Regions from separate parts of the Homo sapiens genome. Here region 2 is linked to region 1. The links are chromatin loops, found by intact Hi-C in ENCODE. Cell type or tissue: endothelial cell of umbilical vein. All regions are shown on one strand. Each heading gives the region's core, and the rest is flanking DNA. Links, peaks and the distances in the headings are about the cores only.

Region 1 (5,386 bases), core at 233-5,232:
TTATTCAGAATAATAACCATGGCCAGGCATGGTGGTTCACACCTGTAATCCCAGCACTTTGGGAGGCTGAGGTGGGTGGATCATTTGAGGTCACAAGTTCAAGACCAGCCTGAGCAACATGGTGAAACCCGGTCTCTACTAAAAAATACAAAAATTAGCTGGGCGTGGTGGCGGATACCTGTAGTCCCAGCTACTTGGGAGGCCGAGGCAGGAGACTCACTTGAATCTGGGAGGCGAAGGTTGCAGTGAGCCAAAAATGGGCCACTGTACCCCACCCTGGGTGACAGAGCGAGACACTATCTCAAAAAAAAAAAATTAGATAACCAATACAGATTGTACAGAGATCGTACGAGCATTCTCATTGTAGTTATTCATAGTTTTAAATCTATGATCATTAATGTCCAAGGTAGCAAGGAAATTTGAGCTGGTTATCAAAAATTGTAATCTGGAACCCACCTTTAGTTGATCACCATTCATTCAATTAATTACATATTTAGCAAATACTTATTGTCTCCTATCAGCCAATCACTATGCTACATCTTAGAAATACAAAGACAAATAAGATATGGTGCATGTTTTTAAAGGCTCAATATCCTAGTGTTCCCCACCACAGATAGCATGGGGATTGAATCTGAGGAGGCTTTATTGCCTAAAAAGTTATTTAAGAATGATTTTATGTCACAGGGAAAGAATTTGGGTGGAATTCAAGAAAAGACTCTGGGCCAATTACAGTTTTAGCAGGTAAGGTCCCAAACAATGCCAGACCAGACAAACAGCTTCAGGCTTTGAAACTAAAGACAGTGGTCTCAGGTTGTGTGACAAATAGAATTCTATGCAATGGCCTGTCTGTCTATATAGTCTCTCACACATAAGAGCAATCATTGCCAATAATGCCATCCTCAGGCATGAAGGACAGTGACATTAATGGGAAGAAAAATATTCCATTAGTAAAACATCCCCTAATTAATTCTAATCTGTTCCCTGGAAAAGCTGCTCTAGAGGAAAGATTTTTTTTCTCCACATGCCAAACTGCCAAGCATTACTTTGGAAAATTTTCCATTTAGTTTCAAGGAATATTAAAATGTTTCACTTAGCAAAAATTAGAAATGAATCTATTTCCTAGCTCATATTATATATAAAGATAAGATTTTTACAGACAGTGTCAATTCTTAATTGAGCATATCAGCTAAAAGCAACTAAATTCTATTAGTCTCTGAATTGACATTTATTATTATTCTTATTCTTTACTATAAAAATGCACTTAAGTACCTAAACTGCATGCCATCTTAGAAACTGTGATACAGCAATGACAGATGTAGCCCTTATTCCCCTAAAAACTTTAAATTTGTCAGATAAAATTAGCAGAAAACAAACAAATCAAAACTGCATAAAATAGAATATCTTCACATCAATTCATTAGTGAAACAGTAAAAAATGTTACGTTCAATGGAGGAATATGAAACACAACAAAAGTGACAAACCAGTAGCTACACTATGCCTCAATAAGTATTCACAGAATCAGCAACATGTCAAGCTGTCTCCTACCTCGGGGCCCTTGTACCTGCTAGCCTTTCCCTACCCAGCAAGTTCTCTCTGCTTAGCTATCATGTTAATCCTTCAGATCTGAAAGCATGTGCCCCTTTCTTCGGGAAGTTCTCCTTGACTCCCTAAAATTATATCAAGTTTTCTGACTCTCTAAACTTTCCTTAATATCACTTATTATAGTTCATAGTTTCCTTCTAATAGGTATATACTTACCCTAGTACCTACGCATAATCCTGTAGTGATCCATTCCTTAATATTGCTTTTCATAGTTCACAGTTATACATTTATGTGATTATTTCATAAATAAGTCTCATTCACAGCTATACTGTAAGTTTCATGCCAAGAATGCAGGGAGTGGTTCTCTCATCCTCCTGTTTCAGCCCAGTGCCTGGCACACTGTGGTTGCACAATATATATGTGAATAAATGAATAAATGAGCAGTATAGTATGTGTTCAGAGCATGAGCTCTGAAGTTAAACATATTTCAGTACAAACACCATAATCTCACTATCCAATTATGTGACTTTTGACATAGTTTGCTCCTCTCTGAGATTCATTCAGTTTTCTCATGGGTAAAATGGAAATAATAATAATAGTAGTTTCCTTATATGGTTGTTGTAAGTTTAAATGAGAAAAGGCATACAATGTGTTTTGCTTAACACCTGGCAGAGAACAAGTGTTTATTGTTGTTGCTGCTGTTATTATTTATGTCTCTGTCGCCATCGAATGAAATCATTACAAACTCGGCCAGGTGCAGTGGCTCATGCCCGTAATCCCAGCATTTTGGGAGGCCAAGGCAAGCAGATCGCTTCAGCCCAGAAGTTTGAGACCGGCCTGGCCAACAAAGTGAGACCCCTGTCTCTACAAAAACTACAAAAATAGTGGAGCGTGGTGGTGCACACCTGTAGTCCCAGCCACTCGGGGGGCTGAGGTGGAAGGATCACTTGAACCTGGGAGGCTGAGCCTGGAGTGAGCTGAAACAGTGCCACTGCACTCCAGCCTGGGGGGAGAAAAAGGGAACACTACAAACTCAATTCTCTCATATTTTTTTCTTCTTGTTCAGGAAGGTGGGAGAGAAAGTACTGATTGAGTCTATCTCTGATGAGCTTCTGGACAGCCCAGTCTTGGCCACATCGGGTTTCCAGACATTTTTGCTGCCTGGCTAACTCCCCATGGCATCAGCTAACTTCAATCACTCCCTCCAGCCATCACCAGGCTGGATTCTTGGTTTCCTATTACTATCTAGAGGTAAAGCTCTTTAATTTATCTTGCTTTTCTCCTTCATGCTAGCACCCAGTTCCTAGGATATGACACTGTGTAGAGCTAGGTCAGAAGAGAAATGAAGTCACACTCAAAAATGGTTCCACTTTTCCAACTTCCAAACACTTTCCCCAAGTCAACCATGTACATACACCTTGACTTTCCTCTCAGGATGACTTCCTGCCACAACTAATGGAGTGCCTGGCTAAAAATAAACAAATAAAATAAGAAGATGGCCGCTGTCCACCTTCCATTGGGACATTTTACTTTTGAGAACAAACATTTAGTCACTGAAGCTGAGGAAGTCCTCATTCAAGGACAGGGTTTCCTTGCTCAGTCGGCCAGACCAGACCAGACAAGCCTCATGCGCCTGAAGGTCCTGGCTCCTGGACCCTCACTGTATTTATAAAGTCTTAACAGAGTGACTGTGAATTCCATTGTGGTGATGCTGCCTCCGGCTGGCAGATGGCCATGGTTTCTAGACTTCATAAGCAATTTTGAGGCCTGCAGATATGGGCATTGAGAGCACTAGGCTCTCCTTTACATATCTATGTTCACGCGGTCTCTTGTAAAGTTATCTTTGACATATTTTAAACTTATTAGTTGTTTTCTGAAAATGTGGCTACTTCTAGTTGAACAAAAAAAAAATGCTCCCTAGTCTCTCACCTCCTGAGGCATAGCTTTGTAGAACAATCTATAGAAATAAAGAGCTTTTAGGAAGTTCAGGGTTGAAACAAAGAAAAAGAAAGTTGTTTCTCAGCAGAAAAATGCAACAAAGCCTTTCTTCTTACCAAATAACTTAAGAATGTCTGAACAAAAACATCCCAAACCTGGCTAGTGCCAGAATTTCTCAGATAAGTCAAGAGAGGGGAAAAACACAAATCACACCCCAAACCACCAAGAGATGAATGAATGGCAAAAAGAAAACAATACATAATTTAAAATGTTGTTAAACATTTAAAGAAGTAAATTGTAACCATTTTCTAGAACAGCAATTATACGTAAGAGTGTTTTCTAATTAATTTTCTTCTGAAAACAATTGGTGAGATCCTGCAGAGATTCCCTCTCTTCCCCCAAGGCCTTTCACACCCCTGGAGCCCCAGGAAGCCCTCTGAATCTCCACTCTCTACCTACCTAGAGGATCCCTTACCAGATACTACCTCGTGTGTCATGTTGTAAAGCATTTCTCACAATGTGGCTAGTCTTTCTAACCAGACTGCAAGCATCCTAGATACAGAAATATAATCACATGATCTCCCCAGAAGCTACCATGGTGCCTTGACTACATATCGATTGATTCATTTAAGAATTTCTAAATGTTTTCTTCAAACCAACAGAGAATAAAAATCTGAATGAGTACTTCATTGCATTATACCAGTATAAAAGCAGAACTGGCAATACCATAAATTTGAAATTACTCACATTTTGAGGAAATTGTAGACTCTTTGGGCTGCAGAGAAATATCATTGCTTGGTGCTCACTCTCACATAACATTCTGTCTTGCAAAATACCAGACAGATATCAAAAGCAGGAAGGTGGGTGTGGATATGGAAAACAGAAATCAATTTGCAGTATTTTGGTATCCTAGAACCAGTGAAACTTTTTCTTACACAGAAAAGTACTATGTTTGGTATGCAAATATTATTATTAAACTTAACACCAGTTGTTAAGTTTTCAGAATTGTTATCCTCAATAGGATAAGCTGAAAATTGAAACAGCTTTAAGAAAAAACATTTAACGAAACGTGGGATGTTTAATGAAAAATTTCCCACAATATGACTGTCCCTGGTCCCATTTTTAGAAAGAAAATCCTGAGCTATTTAGAATATGGAATGATGAATATGGATAGACCTGGCTAGTCTAGAATAGTCTAGGATAGAATATGAGTATGATGATGACAACATTTGTGCAAAAATTTTCAGTTTATAAAAATACATCAAAATTCATTAATACCTCTTTCAAAGATTTATATGTTTTGCTCATTCAAATATTTGTATATATCTATATATATTTGTACATCTTGATTCTCAATTTAAATGCATTACTTCACTTACTGCTCTTTTAAGGATTTATACATATTCTTTTTTCAATGATTTATACACAGTGCTTTTTGATGTAGGCAAATGAAGCAGCTGAAATGTTAGAAGAACAAGGTTGTAACTTAACTACTTTATAGCATCCTATATGCAGAGTTGAAGACTAGACATACTAGCTCCCTTTCTTCAAATGGGTAAACGAATACACAGAAATGTTAAATAATTTACTAAAATGTATGTAGGGATGACTGCCTCTTGAGTTTCCTGATTTCCAGGACAGCCCACATCAGATTATGTTGATTCTTTTCTGGCCAGTCTGAGACCTATAGAGTCCCAACGTTCTCTGATTTCATCCATACCTATCTTTGGAAATAGTCCTCAGGAAATGAGGGAACAATACGAAGCCTAATGTGCTGTGATGTGTGTAGAATATATTTGACACTTGTCTCGCTAATTAAAACTCTACTTCTCTACCCAAATAGCGGTGTTGTAAGAGATCATCACACTCACTTCTGCATTTCCTTCCTTATTTAATGTCCTCATGG
Region 2 (5,386 bases), core at 292-5,291, 220 kb before region 1:
GGTGAATAACTTCCAGTCAAATCTAACATTAGTAGAACCAACTGTGTACTTACTACTCTACTGCACTGCTCTTCAGAAGGTAGAAGAAAACAACGTAAGCATTGACATATATCTTCACTTCTTAGGGAAGCCAGGAAAAGCACAGTTATTTACCTGTAAACATTTGTTACAGTGAAGGAGGGCTGTACTGTTTCTATTTAAATGCAAATAATAATTCACAATGTTGTGTAGAGAGTGATTTATTTTGATACGTTTTCCCCCTAGCCCTAGGATTTTAGGTCAGCTACTAGAAATATTGCCCAAGGACATCTGTTCAAGAACCAATTTTACAAAAAGGTCATGTATTCCTTAATATAAGTATCTATGGTCAAGGATAAAAAACCAATCAGGCCTAACAGGATTTATAAGGCGTGGGTTATGAAAAGATGTTCCTTAGAGGGTTGCAGTTCTATGAACTGAATCAGGAACAATTTGGAGCTTCGGGAATGATCTACTTACTGCAAACTGTAATATGTCTTAAAAGACCAAACCAATTATAGTTATCATTATCATTATAAACCTTCTGCTTTCTATCTTAATTATATTACTCCATCATAACTTCAACAGATAGATACTGTGTTCAGAGAAAATTTACATTCTATATCCTAATTATATATGGATACATATTTAAACATAGAAGCAAGACTTTGAAAATTAAAGTGTTTACAAGTTATACACTGTGACTATTTCTAAGAAAACTGGATTACTATTTAGAGATTTATATAAAAAACTGATTTTCCTGTGTGGGAAGATTTAGAGCAAATCTACTAGAAGATACAGGGGCAGATTGGCCATTCCCCAGTCCCTTCCTACTTTTATATGTAGGGGACACTTAACAAGAGACAGGTCCTTGGGTTAGACAGAATCACTTCTGGGATCAAGTGGAACATTCATAGTTACCTGTAGACCAGGTAGGGGCATAGGATGCTGACAGAGGCTACATTTTAGATTTCTTGAGGTACAAACAGTCCCTACTCAACTTCCCTGATTACAATGTAGATGAGTTAAGAATAGTGGCGAATGAAAAAAGAGAGAACAATAGAGACACATAGTATTTTGAACCAAAAAGTTATATACAGATGTAAAACACAAGAAAAGTTGCTTCATGCAGACACATCAAAAAACTATAGCAGATTGCATTTGTTAGAAAGAGAGAGAAAGAGAGACAGAGAAATATTTTTGCCTGGGGATAGTAAGCATAATCTGAGAATATCACTAACAGTTTTAGTTGTTCTATATTAGTACTTTCATATAAGTATATATTTTAAAAGTAATTTCATGATGATGCAATTATGTTTAGAAGAAATTCAGAGTTTTATAAGGTCACTTTAATCCAGAAAAATATTCTTTAAAGTTTAAAAATACTGTTTTTTTCCTCCTTTAAAATGTTCCATTGATATTTTATTGCAGTAAAATATTCAAAAATGGTTATGCTTACTATTTCTCATCAGTCAGAATGGCTCTTATTAAAAAGTCAAAATATAATACATGTTGATGAGGTTGCAGAGAAAAGGGAATGCTTATGCACTGCTGGTGGGAATTGTAGTTCAGCCACTGTGGAAAGCAGTTTGGAGATTTCTCAAGGAACTAAAAATAGAACTACCATTTGACCCAGCAATTCTATTACTGAGTATCTACCTTAAAGGAAAATAAGTCATTCTACCAAAAAGCCACCTGCACTTATATGTTCATTGCAACACTGTTTACAAAAGCAAAGACATGGAACCAACCAAGGTATCTACCAATGTTGAATTAGTAAGAAAATATGGTACATATACACCATGAAATACTACATAGCCATAAAAAAGAATTAAATCACGTCCTTTTGTAGCAACATGGATGCAGCTGGAGGCCATTCTTGTAAGTGAATGAACACAGAAAGAAAAACCAAATACCATATGTTCTCACTTATAAGTGAGAGCTAAACATTGAGTACACATGGACATAAAGCTGGGAACAACAGACACTGGGGACTCCAAAAGGGGGAGGGTGGGAGAGAGGCTGGGGCAGACAAAGTACCCATTGGGTACTATGTTCACTATTTGGGTGACGGGATCAATAGAAGCCCAAACCTCATCATCATGCAATATAACCATGGAGCAAATCTGCACATGTACCCCTTGAATCTAAAAACAAGCAAACAAAAAAATGGTTATATAAAAGTCTGCAAGCTGTAATCAATGACAGAATAAATGGAATTTTTTTTCTTAGCCTTTAGGAAAATGCCAAGACATATTCCCACCTCTCACATGAGTTGGTGGTTTAAGAATTTGGTTTGCAAAACACAATTTAATATTTTATTTATAGAAGTCAAGAGAAATGGTAACAATTTAAAATTTTGATTCTTGAATATCTGTGCTTGTTAAAAAGAAAAGGTGTGTGGGTGTGTTGAAGGGTTTTTATTCCATTACTACCATAAAATCTACTTTTATTTACGTCTTTTAGAATCAAACTTTTAAAACATTTGCTAAAATTTCATAAATCTCATATGCCAAAATTCAGCTGAGCCAAACTCTTAGTTACCTGTTCTCCGTTTTTGAGCTGCAGTAGCATTTGGTAAACAGAATGCCCAGAACCTCCTCTGAAAGCACCACTAGCAGGCACTGTGAGAGCATTTTCATTCAAGTTCATTCGACTTGGGCAAAAAGAGAACAGCGGCTTACATCAACTGAGGATCAGTGAACACAATCTCATAGCAACAGACACCAAAACAGTCCCTCATTACAAGCCTTGTCCAACAATCAAGTCTTTAACGAGAACAAAGGTTGACAGTGATTAATCATTAAGCGGTTCCCTGTTCCTTGCTGCACGTGTTCACAGCAGCCTCCTACAGAGGCAGTCTGGCATATTTCCTGTCTCTGTGCTCCACTGTGCCATGTCTGAAGGGACGCCCAGGCAGCCTTCTCACTATTTTAATTTCAAATGCTACAAACATCTACAGAGTCTCTATGTGCACATGTCTTGACTTTTATTCTGAGCCTGGCAGACTCTGAATGGATATAGGGAGTATGAACATAATAAGCCGTTAACTCCACATCTGCTTACTAGATTATGTTCAAAGACAGTATAAGAAATTGATTAAACACTGTTTTCTAGAATAAACCTTTGAAATCTGTTTGTTTCCTTAAGCAACACAATGATAAGTTGCTATAATTTAGTTGTGCAGTGAACAGAAGATACCTTCACTACTGTTTCTACATAAAAATAGCTTCTGTGTTGTCAAAGCACCATGCTTTGACAAGCAACAAAAACATTTTCAGAAACCTCTTTCAAATAATTCTGTTTCACAAGGCAACAGAATTATAAAGTCAACTAATGCTGCCACCATTTTATTCAATGTTCCCTTTTCCTGTGTCTTTTTTATGACCTGTCTGGGCATTATCTATCTTAGTTGGTCATGCAATAGCATATGTATTCACCTTAACAGACTAACTTGGAGGGTTTTTATTTTCTCTCTTTCAACATGTACATTTCACTGATGACCATGTTGCCTGTAAACTGCTAGGAGCTCAGGTGAAAAGAGAGAGTTATGAGATACAGATTTCTGAGAGGTGAGGGGCAAGGGTTAATTGAAATTTTTAAAATGATCAAGGGAAGTAGGTTATGTATCAACAAACATATTGTTTTTCCAATAACAAATGTCACATTTAAGAACAACAAAATGAGATAACCCTAAGCATTCTTTGTATCTATTCACTTCTCTCTTCAAAGTAATCAGAATTAAGTAATGTGAGGTCTCCAGTAGCTCATGTAGTAGATTATAACTAGTCCATCTACAATATAAAAGCTAAAGTATAAAATCCAACCACAAAGTGATACAGGACTGCTAGGAAGGGAAGAGTGTGGTCCCTTTAAATGACATGGAATGGGGGAAGCAAAGTACTGGGTAGAGAAAGGCAGGTCCCTGGCAAGGGCTCCACTCCAACGACCTAGGTGAGGACAGGCACTTCCTGCCCAAATGTTGCATTTCCCAAGACCACCTGGGCCTGCCACAACCCCATCCTGGGCCTATAAAAACCCCAGACCCTAGCAGTAGACACAAAGGCAGCCAGACGTCGAGAGGAGCACACTGGCAGAGGAGCACACGCACAAGCACTGGCGCCTGCAGGCCGTCAGCAGGACACTGGCGGGACGAGGTGGGGCTGTTGGAGGAGAGCCAGGGCCACCGAGCAGCCCACCTCCAGGGAAAGAGCATCTTCCTTCTGGTTCCTCCATCTGCTGAGAGCTACTTCCACTAAATAAAACTTTGCATTCTTTCTTCAAGCCCACGTGTGATCTGATTCTTCCTGTACACCAAGGCAGGAACCCAGGATACAGAAAGCCCTCTGTCCTTGTGATAAGGAAGGGGATCTAATTGAGCTGGTTAACACAAGCCACCTATAGACAGCAAACTAAGAGAGCACGCTGTAACACATGCCCACTGGGGCTTCAGGAGCCGTAAACATTCACCCCTAGACATGGCCGTGGGGTCGCAGCCCCACAGCCTGCCTGTATGTATGCTCCCTTAGAGGTTTGATCAGCGGGGCACTGATGAAGCGAGCCACTTCCCCATCTCACACCCTGCGAGGGGGACAAGGGAATCTTTCTTGTCTCAAAAGTATAAAATATGCAATTCTCCCAGTATACTCAGCATTTTAGTATACAGCTGCAGTTTCTTTAAACTGAGTATATTCACTGAGGAATGGGAAATGACAATGCCACTCTACGAACAAAAAGACTACCTTATTATTGGTAACTAGGCTCTCCACAGGGATCCTTGCGACAGGGATGACACAGTGGTTGTTGACTCACATTAATATCAAAGCAGCCTGAGAGGAAACCACATTCAGAAAATGAACTTAACCACAGCCTCCTGGAATCAACATTTAAAACTAACATCGGTGAACTCTGAACTGAGAAGGAAAACAGTGATGAATTGTAGAGAGAAAGCTTTCAGGTTTTCAGGTGGTCTCAAACTACATTCTTACAAACCAACCAATTGATTATTTTGACTCAATTCAACTTGTAGTAAAAAACTCTAACTGGTTCTGTGTTATCTCTGCAGTTAGGGTACGTCAACTTCACCTCACACAAACATACTTTTAAAACAATATTTGACTTGAACTGGTCTGCTTATCCTCTTTCTCTAATTTGAAGCTCCACTTGTAACATTTGGGGGCTTATGTCAAAGTCTTAGAACAAAGACTTAAATCAATTACAAGTTAAAGGACTTAAAACTATGTGTAGATGGCATGGAACATTGAAGCAATTTCCAAATCATGGGGTATGCAAATCTCAAAGAAATTCCAATGCATGTTTGAGTCATTAATTCATCAATAACTATAATAGCTATCATGTGTTGGACACT

The links. A loop is a pair of places that touch in the nucleus more often than their neighbours do. Peaks named below come from ENCODE experiments on the same cell type or tissue, not always from the same donor. Only the 100,000 strongest peaks of a DNase experiment are listed, where the experiment ranks them.
Region 2: a loop joins it to region 1, with 6 times the contacts of the local background. A loop is called at or near these places in 4 of 110 quality-filtered maps.

The regions. Positions count from the first base shown.
Region 1 is chr11:96,225,530-96,230,915 of GRCh38, forward strand. All of the region lies in intron 1 of MAML2 (mastermind like transcriptional coactivator 2), which reads right to left. Among named protein-coding and RNA genes, the nearest start is that of MIR1260B, 110 kb to the right of the region's middle. In endothelial cell of umbilical vein, for the core only: no CTCF peak of the experiment used is centred there; a DNase peak (open chromatin) is centred at 3,262; H3K27ac peaks cover 3,361 bases.
Region 2 is chr11:96,009,549-96,014,934 of GRCh38, forward strand. All of the region lies in intron 2 of MAML2 (mastermind like transcriptional coactivator 2), which reads right to left. Among named protein-coding and RNA genes, the nearest start is that of MTMR2, 88 kb to the left of the region's middle. RefSeq lists an enhancer at 2,489-3,092. In endothelial cell of umbilical vein, for the core only: a CTCF peak has its summit at 2,627; a DNase peak (open chromatin) is centred at 2,763.